Regions from separate parts of the Homo sapiens genome. Here region 2 is linked to region 1. The links are chromatin contacts, found by Hi-C or POLR2A ChIA-PET in ENCODE. All regions are on one chromosome and are shown on one strand. The core of a region is the stretch at or near the end of the contact, and the rest is flanking DNA. Distances in the headings are between cores, read along the strand shown.

Region 1 (5,829 bases), core at 1,894-4,393:
AGAACATATCCAGCTCCCCATGTTATGAAGTGGTTTTGAAAGCATAATTATTTTCTTTCCAACTTTTATTTATTTATTCATTTATTTGAGACAAAGTCCTGCTCTGTTGCCCAGGCTGCAGTGCAGTGGTGCGATCTCAGCTCACTGCAACCTCCGCTTCCCAGGCTTAAGCATTCTCATGCTTTAGTCTCCTGAGTAACTGAGACTACAGGCATGTGCCACTGCACCTGGCTAACTGTTGTATTTCTTTCTTTTTTTTTTTTTTTTTTTTTTTTGCCATTTTGGCCAGTCTGGTTTTTGCCATTTTGGCCAAGCTGGTCTCGAAATCCTGGCCTCAGGTGATCTTCCCATCTCGGCCTCCCAAAGTGCTGGGATTACTGGTGTGAGCCACTTTAACTGGCCTCATGTGCAGGTTTGTTACATGGGTAAATTGTGTGTCATGGGGGTTTGGTATACAGATAATTTTGTCACCCAGGTAGTCAACATGATACCCGGTAGGTAGTTTTTCAATTCTTACTCTCCTCCCACCCTCCACCCACAATTAGGTCTGTTGTTCCTTTCTTTGTGTCAGCGTGTGCTTAATGTTTAGCTCCCACTTATAAGTGAGAACATGTGGTGTTTGGTTTTCTGTTCCTGAGTTAATTCACTTAGGATAATAGCCTCCAGCTCCACCCATATTGCTGCAAAGGACATTATTTCATTCTTTTTATGGCTGTGTAGTATTCCATAGTGTATATGTACCATGTTTTCTTTCTTTCTTTTTCTTTTTTTTTTTTTTTTTTTGGGAGACGGAATCTTGCTCTGTCACCCAGGCTGGAGTGCAGTGGCGCAATCTTGGCTCACTGCAATCTCGGCTCACTGCAATCTCTGCCTCCTGGGTTCAAGTGATTCTCCCGTCTCAGCCTCCCGAGTAGCTGAGATTACAGGGGCGCACCACCACTCCCGGTTAATTTTTGTGTTTTTGTAGAGGTGAGGTTTCACCATATCAGCCAGGCTGGTCTCGAACTCCTGACCTCAAGTGATCCACCCCACCTCGGCCTCCCAAAGTGCTGGAACTACAGGAGTGAGCCAACATGCCTGGCCCATACCATGTTTTCTTTATCCAGTTCACCACTGATGGAAATCTAGGTTGATTCCATGTCTTTGCCACTGTAAATAGTGCTGCCATGAACATATGCGTGCATGTCTCTTTATGGTAGAATGATTTATATTCCTTTGGATTTATACCCAGTAGTGGGATTCCTGGGTTGAATGGTAGTTGTATTTTAAGTTCTTTGTGAAATCTCCAGACTGCTTCCATAGTGGCTGAACTAATCTGCATTCCCACCAACAGTGTATAAGCATTCCCTTTTCTCTGCAACCTTGCCAGCATCTATTATTTTTTGAATTTTTAATAATGGCCATTCTGGCCAGGCACATGCCTATAATCCCAGCACTTTGGGAGGCTGAGGCGGGCGGATCACTTGAGGTCAGGAGTTAGAGACCAGCCTGGCCAACATGGCAAAACCCCATTTCTACCAAAAATACAAAAATTAGCCAGGTGTGGTGGCAGGAGCCTGTAATCCCAGCTACTCGGGAGGCTGAGGCAGGAGAATTGCTCAAACCCGGGAGGTGGAGGTTGCAGTGAGCCAAGATCGCGCCACTGCACTCCAGCCTGGGCAACAGAGTAAGACTCTGTCTTAAAAATAAATAAATAAGCAAACAAACAAATAAATAAATGAAGGCCATTCTGACTGGTGTGAGGCGTATCTCATTGTGGGTTTGATTTGCGTTTCCCTAATGACTAGTGGCGTTGAGCATTCCCCATTGTTGGTATAGCTCAGTGAACACTGGGGATCTCTACGTCTCACAAAATTAGGAGCTTGAGTGGGGCGGAGGATAGAGGTTAGGGAGAAAACCCAGAATTCTTCTGTCCAAATGTTTCCCTTCAGGAAGAAGGATCAAAGTCATCTCAGACTCGGTCTAGTGGTTCGGAGCGGGGACTGGCCCCAAGGCTGCCCAGGCCCGGGTCTCAGCTCCACCACGTACTAGTAGTGTGACCTCAGGCAAGCTGTATCCCTTTATTTTTCCCATCTGTAAAGTCAAGATGGTAATGCTTCCTTCCTTGTAGGGTTTTTGGAAAGATTAATTGAGTTAAAATTCAGGCCAGGCACAGTGGCTCACGCCTGTAATCCCAACACTTTGGGAGGTTGAGGTGGGTGGGTCACCTGAGGTCAGGAGTTCGAGACCAGTCTGGCCAACATGGTGAAATCCCGTCTCTACTAAAAATACAAAAAATTAGCCAGGCCTGGTGGCAGGCACCTGTAATCTCAGCTACTTTGGAGGCTGAGGCAGGAGAATTGCTTGGACCTGGGAGGTGGAGGTTGCAGCGAGCCGAGATCACGCCATTGTACTCCAGCCTGGGCGACAGAGCGAGACTCCGTCTCAAAAAAAAGTCAAAATTCCTGTACAGACCAGCGCCCAGCCTAGCTAAGTGCTCTGAAAGTGTTGGCTATTTTTCTTAGCTATGGCAGAGGTCCTCCAGTGAGGTTGGGGGAACTATAAAATTTTTATTTTGTATGCCTCTGCTATAATTCAACGGTTTTTTATGCCTTTAGATAGGGTTCTTTATTTGACTTAGGAACAAATGTGTTGCTTCTGTATGAATATTAGAATTTAATTCCGATGGGAAAGAGAATAAATTCAGGGAAAAAATATCTTCTCATAAACTTAGCATGTCATTTATTACTTTTTCTTCAAAAATGCCAAAAGCCTGATTCCTCTTGATAAATGGTCCAGAGAGCTTTCCTAGGGCTCTGAGGTTTGTAAAAGCCTCTCACATGGTCCTCCATGTGAGCTCTGTGATTACACCCAAGATCTTTGCTTGGGTGTAATAATTTCATCCAAGTTGCTCTTCCAAGCGTTCAGAGAGGAATGTGAGTTGTTTTTTTTTTTTTTTTTTTTTTTTTTTGAGTCAGAGTCGCGCTCTGTCACCCAGGCTGGAGTGCAGTGGTGCGATCTCGGCTCACTGCAATCTCCGCCTTCCGGGTTCAAGCGATTCTCCTGCCTCAGCCTCCTGAGTAGCTGGGACTACAGGTGCGTGCTACCACGCCCGGCTATTTTTTTGCATTTTTAGTAGAGACGGGGTTTCACCATCTTGGCCACGATGGTCTTGAATGTGATCTGCCTGCCTTGGCCTCCCAAAGTGCTGGGATTACAGGCGTGAGCCACTGAGCCCGGCCGAGTTATTTTTTTAAATCATCACTGGTTCAAGTAGCAAGCTCCCTGGGTGTGGCCTCAGGAGACCTGGGGTCAAGTCCTATTTAGTTGTTTCCTTCGTTCTTTACTTGACTGTCTGGTGGCTTTTGGCAATTGTGTCACATCTTTGAAGCTTGTTTTCTCTTCTTTTTTTTTTTCTGTTGCTTTTTTAATCTGTTTGTTTTTTGAGACAGGGTCTTGCTCTGTCACCTGGGCTGGAGTGCAGTGGTGCAATCACAGCTCACTGCACCTTGAACTCTTGGGCTCAAGTGATCCTCCCATCTCAGCCTCCTGAGTAGCTAGGACTACATGTATGTGCCACCACACCCGGCTAACTTTTTTCTGTAGAGATAGGGTCTCACTTTATTGCCCAAGTTGGTCTTGAACTCATGGGCTCAAGTGATCCTCCTGCCTCAGCCTCCCAAAGTGCTGCAATTACAGGCATGAGCCCCCACATCTGGCCTAGTTTTCTCTCCTATACAGTGGGTGTTTTACGTAACAATCTTGGAAGGATGTTAGAGGATTCAATTAAATTTAAAGAAATTAAAAATAAATAGCCAGGCGCGGTGGCTCATGCTTGTAATTCCAGCACCTTGGGAGGCCAAGACGAGCGGATCACAAGGTCAGGAGTTTGAGACCAGCCTGGCCAGTGTGGTAAAACCCTGTCTCTACTAAAAATACAAAAATTAGCTGGGTGTGGTGGCACACGCCTGTAGTCCCAGCTACTCGGGAGGCTGAGACAGAAGAATTGCTTGAACCCAGGAGGTGGAGGTTGCAGTGAGCCAAGATCTCGCCACTACACTCCAGCCTGGGCAACAGAGTGAGACTCCATCTGTCTCTCTCTCTCTGTATATATATATATATGTTTTTAAATAAATAAATTCAATAATATGCAAGAAAGTGCAAGAGAAATGAGAATATATTATGGTATAGTAATGGTATTCTTATCGTTTGATCGTGTAACAAAAATCTGTTGCTCTGAGTCCTGATCTGTAAGGGGTTTTGTTTTGTAATCCTCCAGCATATCTCCAAGCTCATTCTGGAAGCACGCCAGGTCCAACAGCTGACATCGTATCACAATGAACAGATAATTGCTTTGTGTTTTCGTTTTTTTTTTTTTTTTTTTTGAGATGGAGCCTCACTGTGTTGCCCAGGCTGGAGTGCACTGGCACGATCTCGGCTCACTGCAAGCTCCGCCTCCCGGGTTTATTCTCCCACCTCAGCCTCCCTAGTAGCTGGGATTACAGGTGTGCGCCACCATGCCTGGTCAAGTTTTGTATTTTTAGTAGAGACAGGGTTTCACCATGTTGGTCAGGCTGGTCTTGAACTCCTGACCTCGTGATCTGCCTGCCTCGGTGTCCCAAAGTGCTGGGATTACAGGTGTGAGCCACGGCGCCTGGCCAGGCTTTGTGTTTTCTATTGGCTGTCATCACAGTCCAGCCTGTTTATTTCCATCTGAGGGAAGCAGATTCATTCTCTTATTGTATCCCGTTCTGTCACGTTCACACTACTGAGTGTCACTTTATTAACTGTAAATTCCAAGGGAAAACATCTCTGTTTCAGCAGAGATCTACATTTCACATGACTAAGTGGCCTTTCTAGGGAGGCCACTCTGTGGTATGTTGCGTTCCCTAAGAGACAGGCTTGTAGCTATAGAAACTGTAACCTTGTGTAGCCAATGGTGTGGCAGGGGTAGCGCTGACTTTGTTGATTTCTTTCTTCTTCACTGTGGTTCAAAATACCTGGGGACATTGCTGAAATAACTGAAAGATGGTTCCCCTTCCCCTACTGCCCCAACTGTGTCTTTTGCCCTTCTGTATCATTAGATGTAAAACTCAGGAGATTTTTTATTTTTATTTTTGAGACAGGGTCTCATTCTGTCACCCAGGCTGGAGTGCAGTGGTGCAGTCTCGGCTCACTGCAACCTCCGCCTCCCAGGTTGAAGCGATTCTCCTGCCTCAGCCTCCTGTGTAGCTGGGATTACAAGCACATGCCATCACGCCTGGCTAATTTTTGTATTTTTAGTAGAGATGGGGTTTCGCCGTGTTGGCCAGGCTGATCTTGAACTCCTGATCTCAAGTGATCCTCCCACCTCGGCCTCCCAAAGTGCTGAGATTACAGGCATGAGCCACCACGCCCAGCAGGACCTGGTATCTTCTAAATCAGAGTAGGATTTTGTTTCACAGGTCCTCGAGATTAGGAAAAGAAATAAGTAAAATAAAATAAAGAGGCCAGACAGGGTGGCTCACAACTATAATCCTAGCACTTTGGGAGGCTGAGGCGGGTGGATCACCTGAGGTGAGCAGTTCAAGACCAGCCTGGCCAACATAGCGAAACCCCATCTCTACAAAAAATACAAAAATTAGCCGGACGTGGTGCTGAGCGCCTGTAGTCCTGGCTGCTCCGGAGGCTGAGGCGGTAGGATCGCTTGAGTCCAGGAAATTGAGGCTGCCGTGAGTGGAGATCATGCCACTGCACTCCAGTCTGAGTGACAAAAAGACCCTGTCTCAAAAAAAAAAAAAGAAAAGAAAAGAAATGAAAAAGAGAGAGAGAGTAAAGGGTGAGAGTGCAAGAGTGGATTAAAAAAAGTAA
Region 2 (5,829 bases), core at 2,348-4,847, 560 kb before region 1:
GGTGCTCCCCACATCTCAGACGATGGGCGGCCGGGCAGAGATGCTCCTCACTTCCCAGATGGGATGGCGGCCGGGAAGAGGCGCTCCTCACTTCCTAGATGGGATGGCGGCTGGGCAGAGACGCTCCTCACTTTCCAGACTGGGCAGCCAGGCAGAGGGGCTCCTCACATCCCAGACGATGGGCGGCCAGGCAGAGAGGCTCCTCACTTCCCAGACGGGGTGGCGGCCGGGCAGAGGCTGCAATCTCGGCACTTTGGGAGGCCAAGGCAGGCTGCTGGGAGGTGGAGGTTGTAGCGAGCCGAGATCACGCCACTGCACTCCAGCCTTGGCACCATTGAGCACTGAGTGAACGAGACTCCGTCTGCAATCCCGGCACCTCGGGAGGCCGAGGCTGGTGCATCACTCGCGGTTAGGAGCTGGAGACCAGCCCGGCCAACACAGCGAAACCCCGTCTCCACCAAAAAAATACGAAAACCAGTCAGGCGTGGCGGCGCACGCCTTCAATCGCAGGCACTCGGCAGGCTGAGGCAGGAGAATCAGGCAGGGAGGTTGCAGTGAGCCGAGATGGCAGCAGTACCGTCCAGCTTCGGCTCGGCATCAGAGGGAGACCTTGGAAAGAGAGGGAGAGGGAGACCGTGGGGAGAGGGAGAGGGAGAAGGAGAGGGAGAGGAGTAGATTTTTCTAACTGCAGGATGGGCTGTTTGTTTGTTTTTAACGAAAAAGTTAGGTGGGCCAGGCACGGTGGCTCATGCCTATAATCCCGGCACTTTGGGAAGCTGAGGCAGGAGCATTGCTTGATCCCAGGAGTTTGAGACTAACTAGCCTGGGCAACATAGTGAGACCCCATATCCACCAAAAGAGAAAAAGGAATTTTTTTAAAAAACCAAGTATTTTAAAAATTATTTCTTTTCTTTTTTTTTTTTTTTTTTTTTGAGACAGAGTCTGGAGTGCAGTGGCGCGATCTCGGCTTACTGCAAGCTCTGCCTCCCGGGTTCTCGCCATTCTCCTGCCTCAGCCTCCCAAGTAGCTGGGACTACAGGCGCCCGCCACCACATTCAACTAATTTTTTTGTAGTTTTAGTAGAGATGGGGTTTCACCGTGTGAGCCAGGATGGTTTCGATCTCCTGACCTGTGATCCGCCCACCTCGGCCTCCCAAAGTGCTGGGATTACAGGCGTGAGGCACTGCACCCAGCCTAAAAATTATTTCTTAATGCTCTTTTGCATTTATACTAAACAGATTATTGACAGTTTTCATTTTATTTATTTATTTATTTACTTTTGAGACAGGTTCTCCCTCCGTTGCCTAGGCTGAAGCACAGTGGTGAGATCACAGCTCGCTTCAGCCTTCAACTCCTGGGCTCAAGCAATCCTACCCCGTCAGTCTCCTGAGTAGCTGGGATTACAGATGTGCATCACCGTGCTGGTTAACTTTTTGTATAATTTTTTTTTTTTTTTTTTGAGAGGAGTCTCCCTCTGTCACCCAGGCTGGAGTGCAGTGGCGCGATCTCGGCTCACTACAAGCTCTGCCTCCCGGGTTCACGCCATTCTCCTGCCTCAGCCTCCCAAGTAGCTGGGACTACAGGCGCCCGCCAACACGCCTGGCTAATTTTTTGTATTTTTAGTAGAGACGGGGTTTCACCATGTTAGCCAGGATGGTCTCAATCTCCTGACCTCGTGATCCGCCCGCCTCGGCCTCCCAAAGTGCTGGGATTACAGGCGTGAGCCACCGCGCCCGGCTAGACAATTTTTTTGTAGAGACAGAGTTTTGCTGTGTTGCCCAGGATGGTCTGGAACTCCTGGGCTCAAGCAATCCTCACACCTCAGCCTCCCAAGGTGTTGGGAATACAGGCGTGAGCCACTGTGCCCAGCTCAGTTTTCATTAAAAAAGAAAAAAAAAATTGTTTCCATTTTGGAACAAGAGGATTATTTATTTATTTATTTATTTTGAGACGGAGTCTCACTCTGTTGACCAGGCTGGAGCGCAATGGCATGATTTCGGCTCATGCAACCTCCGCCTCCCGGGTTCAAGCGATTCTCCTGTCTCAGCCTCCCGAGTAGCTGGGATTACAGGGGCCCAGCTACTTTTTGTATTTTTAGTAGAGACGGGGTTTCACCATGTTGGTCAGGCGGGTCTCAAAATCCTGAGCTCGTGATCCACCCACCTCGGCCTCCCAAAGTCCTGGGATTACAGGCATGAGACATTGCACCCGGCCACAAGAGGATTATTAAAAGAGAAGATGAAGGCCAGGTGCAGTGACTCACGCCTGTAATCCCAGCACTTTAGGAGGCAGAGGCGGGCAGATCATCTGAGGTTGGGAGTTTGAGATCAGCCTGGCCAACAGGGTGAAACCCCGATCTCTACTAAAAATACCAAAAATTAACCAGGCGTGGTGTTGGGCGCCTGTAATCCCAGCTACTCGGGAGGCTGAGGCAGGAGAATCTCTTGAACCAAGGAGGCAGAGGTTGCAGTGAGCCGAGATCGCACCATTACACTCCAGCCTAGGCAATGAGAGCGAAACTCCGTCTCAAAAAAAATGTTTTAATATTAAAAAATAAATTGAAAGTAAAATACAATGAAAATACAAAAATTAGCCAGGCATGGTGGCACGTGTCAGTAATCCCAGCTACTCAGGAGGCTGAAGCAGGAGACTCTCTTGGACCCAGGAGGCAGAGGTTCAAGAGAACCTCCTTTCAGGAAGCCGAGATTGCACCACTGCACCCCAGCCTGGGGGACAGAGTGAGACTCCACCAAAAAAAGAAAAAAGGAATTATTATTATTATTATTATTTTTGAGACAGAGTCTCGCTCTGTCGCCCAGGCTGGAGTGCAGTGGCGCGATCTCGGCTCACTGCAAGCTCCGCCTCCCAGGTTCACGCCATTCTCCTGCCTCAGCCTCCCGAGTAGCTGGGACTACAGATGCCCGCCATCACGCCCGGCTAATTTTTTTGTATTTTTTTAGTAGAGACGGGGTTTCACCGTGTTAGCCAGGATGGTCTCGATCTCCTGACCTCGTGATCCACCCGCCTCGGCCCCCCAAAGTGCTGGGATTACAGGCGTGAGCCACTGCGCCCGGCCTATTTTTTTTTTTTTTTTTTAAGATGGATCTCACTCTGTTGATCCGGCTGGAGTGCAGTGGCGTGATCTCGGCTCACTGCAACCTCCACCTCCTAGGTTCAAGTGATTCTCCTGCCTAGGCCTCCCAAGTAGCTGGGACCACAGGCACGTGCCACAGTGCCTGGCTAATTTTTTTGTATTTTTAGTAGAGACAGGGTTTCACCATATTGGTCAGGCTGGTCTTGAACTCCTGACCTCGTGATCTGCCCACCTCGGCCTCCCAAAGTGCTGGGATTACAGGCGGGAGCCACCGCACCCAGCCGATGAAGGAATTATTAAAAGAGAAGATAATCTGCCAGAAACCATTTGGTACCGGGAAATCCTCCATAAACATTAGAGCAGAATTTAAAACTCCTCCATAGACACCATCCTTTTCAATCTCTTTCATCACTGGATTTTTCAGGAGCTGGAACAGTGCCTATTGGAACATAGATGTTTGATAACTATTTGTAGAACAAATGAATTATTGTAATGATGGTTATTTATCAAGGTTAAATAGTTGCTCTAGTGGGATGCCCTTGGTTTGAGTCCTGAGAAAGATGTGGTTCGACTGTCCTTCATAGATGATGCAGCCAACCCACTCCCACCAGTGGAGGGGACCCTGGGGGAGGCTGCCTTGCCCTGCAGGTGGGCTGACCCATCTCTCTCCAGGGGCTGCAGGCGAGCACCCAGTTGGGTGTTGGGAATTTCCCTCCACATTCCTCACATGTCTGGCATACTTTAGCCATTTGTTTTTGATCTGACTAAATGGCAAGTCAGCAGCCTTGGTCTGTTTTCAGGAATCCAACATAAATATTATTATTTATTCCATTTACAATTGGCAATTAAGTTCGTTTTCAGGCACCAGAATGGAATTTAAAACACTCAGTTAAGTAAACCAGACTAATCAGAGGCAGCCTGCTTTTGTCTTTGAAACATTCTTTACAAAAACAACAAAAAAAGGCTGCACAACAGAGAAAGGCCTGGAACACTCTCTGCTTCTCCTGATTCCCCCTTAAACTCACCTCGCACTCACAAGTGAAGTGTATATGTTGAAAACAACCCTAGAAGGCCGGAAATGGTGGCTCACACCTGTAATCCCAGCACTTTGGGAAGCCAAGGTGGGTGGATCACCTGAGTCAGGAGTTTGAGACTAGCCTGGACAACACAGTGAAACCCCATCTCTACTAAAAATGCAAAAATAAGCTGGGCATGGTGGTGGGAACCTGTAATCCCAGCTACTCGGGAGTCTTAGGCAGGAGAATCGTTTGAACCCGGGAGGCAGAGGTTACAGTGAGCCTTGATTGTGCCATTGCACTCCAGCCTGGGTGACAGAGTGAGACTCCATCTCAAAAAAAAAAAAAAAAAAGTAATAATAATAATAGAAAAGGACCCTAGAGACCTGTCTTCTATTCTCTTTCTCTCTCTCTCTCTCTCTCTTTTTTTTTTTTCTTTGAGACAGGGTCTTGTTCTATCATTCAGGCTGGAGTGCAGTGGCCTGACCATGGCTCACTGCAACCAACCTCCACGTTCTGGGCTCAAGGATCCTCCTGCATCAGCCTCCCTAGTAGCTGGGACTCCAAGTATGTACCACCATGCCTGGCTAATTGTTTTTAGTAGAGACAGAGTCTCACTATATTGCCCAGACTGGTCTCAAATCCTGGGCTTTAGCAATCTTCCTGCCTTGGCCTCCCACAGTGCTGGCATTACAGTTGGTTGTGAGCCACCATGCTCAGCCTTGTCTCATGTGTAAGTCACACTGTAACTTGGGCCTTAGTTCTTCATTTGTTGAAATAAGGAACAAGATAGTCTTGGATGACACTATCCATCTGTCAAAGGCCATGATTACACTTCTTGGGCCAGGCAGACTAGCTCTCAGGTGATAACTTGAAAGAGAGAAAGCTGGAGAAAGGGCTGGAAGGAGAAAGAGAGAAGATAAGTGTGTTGCTTGGAAACAGTGATGATTCTTTTTTTTGAGGCAGAATTTTGCTCTTGTTGCCTAGGCTGGAGTGCAATGGCGTGATCTCAGCTCACTGCAACCTCCGCCTCTTGGGTTCAAGAGATTCTCCTGCCCCAGCCTCCCGAGTAGCTGGGATTACAGGTGTCTGCCACCATGCCCAGCTAATTTTTTGTATTTTTAGTAGAGACAGGGTTTCACCATGTTGGCCAGGCTGGTCTCGAATTCCTGACGTCAGATGATCCACCTGCCTCGCCCTCCCGAAGTGCTGGGATTACAGGCATGAGCCACTGTGCCCGGCCAGAAACAGTGATGATTCTTGATTCTTCTGATTCACTGGGCACCCTTGGGCAAACCCCCTGTTCCTTTTCAAACCCCAGTCTCCCCATTTGTAAAGAGGTTTAAGATAGATTCAGGAGGCCGGCCACAGTGGCTCACGCCTGTACTGTACTCCCAGCACTTTGGGAGGCCGAGGTAAGTGGATCACCAGGTCAGGAGTTTGAGACCATCCTGGCCAATATGGTGAAACCGTCTCTACTAAAAATACAAAAATTAGCCGGGCGTGGTGGCGTGCACCTGTAGTCCCAGCTACTCGGGAGGCTGAGGCAGAAGAATCACTTGAACCTGGGAGGCGGAGGTTGCAGTGAGCTGAGATCGCACCACTGCACTCCAGCCTGAGCAACAGAGTGAAACTCCATCTCAAAAAAAAAAAAAAAAAAAATCAGGATATAGGAGTGACAGAATCCAGATTGCTAGGGGGTGCTGTCAGGCTGAGTTT

What was found. Hi-C counts contacts between places; a loop is a spot of excess contacts on that map. ChIA-PET counts read pairs that join two places held with the same protein, here RNA polymerase II (POLR2A). Pooled maps may share reads with other maps.
Region 2: POLR2A ChIA-PET joins it to region 1 with 17 read pairs in PC-9. The contact joins two enhancer-like sites. A Hi-C loop is called at or near these places in 2 of 50 pooled maps. POLR2A ChIA-PET finds 5 or more read pairs at or near these places in 5 of 52 experiments (PC-9, T-cell, WTC11 and 2 more).

What each region holds. Positions count from the first base shown.
Region 1 is chr22:40,733,150-40,738,978 of GRCh38, reverse strand. No RefSeq gene overlaps it. Among named protein-coding and RNA genes, the nearest start is that of MCHR1, 57 kb to the right of the region's middle. Within about 2 kb of position 3,143, at least 2 of the 41 ENCODE cell types and tissues checked have a DNase peak (open chromatin) inside an H3K27ac peak, as active enhancers do.
Region 2 is chr22:41,288,864-41,294,692 of GRCh38, reverse strand. It overlaps a transcript of RANGAP1 not described here. Among named protein-coding and RNA genes, the nearest start is that of RANGAP1, 5.6 kb to the right of the region's middle. RefSeq lists enhancers at 3,306-3,904, 3,754-4,048, 4,504-5,103. Within about 2 kb of position 3,597, at least 10 of the 41 ENCODE cell types and tissues checked have a DNase peak (open chromatin) inside an H3K27ac peak, as active enhancers do.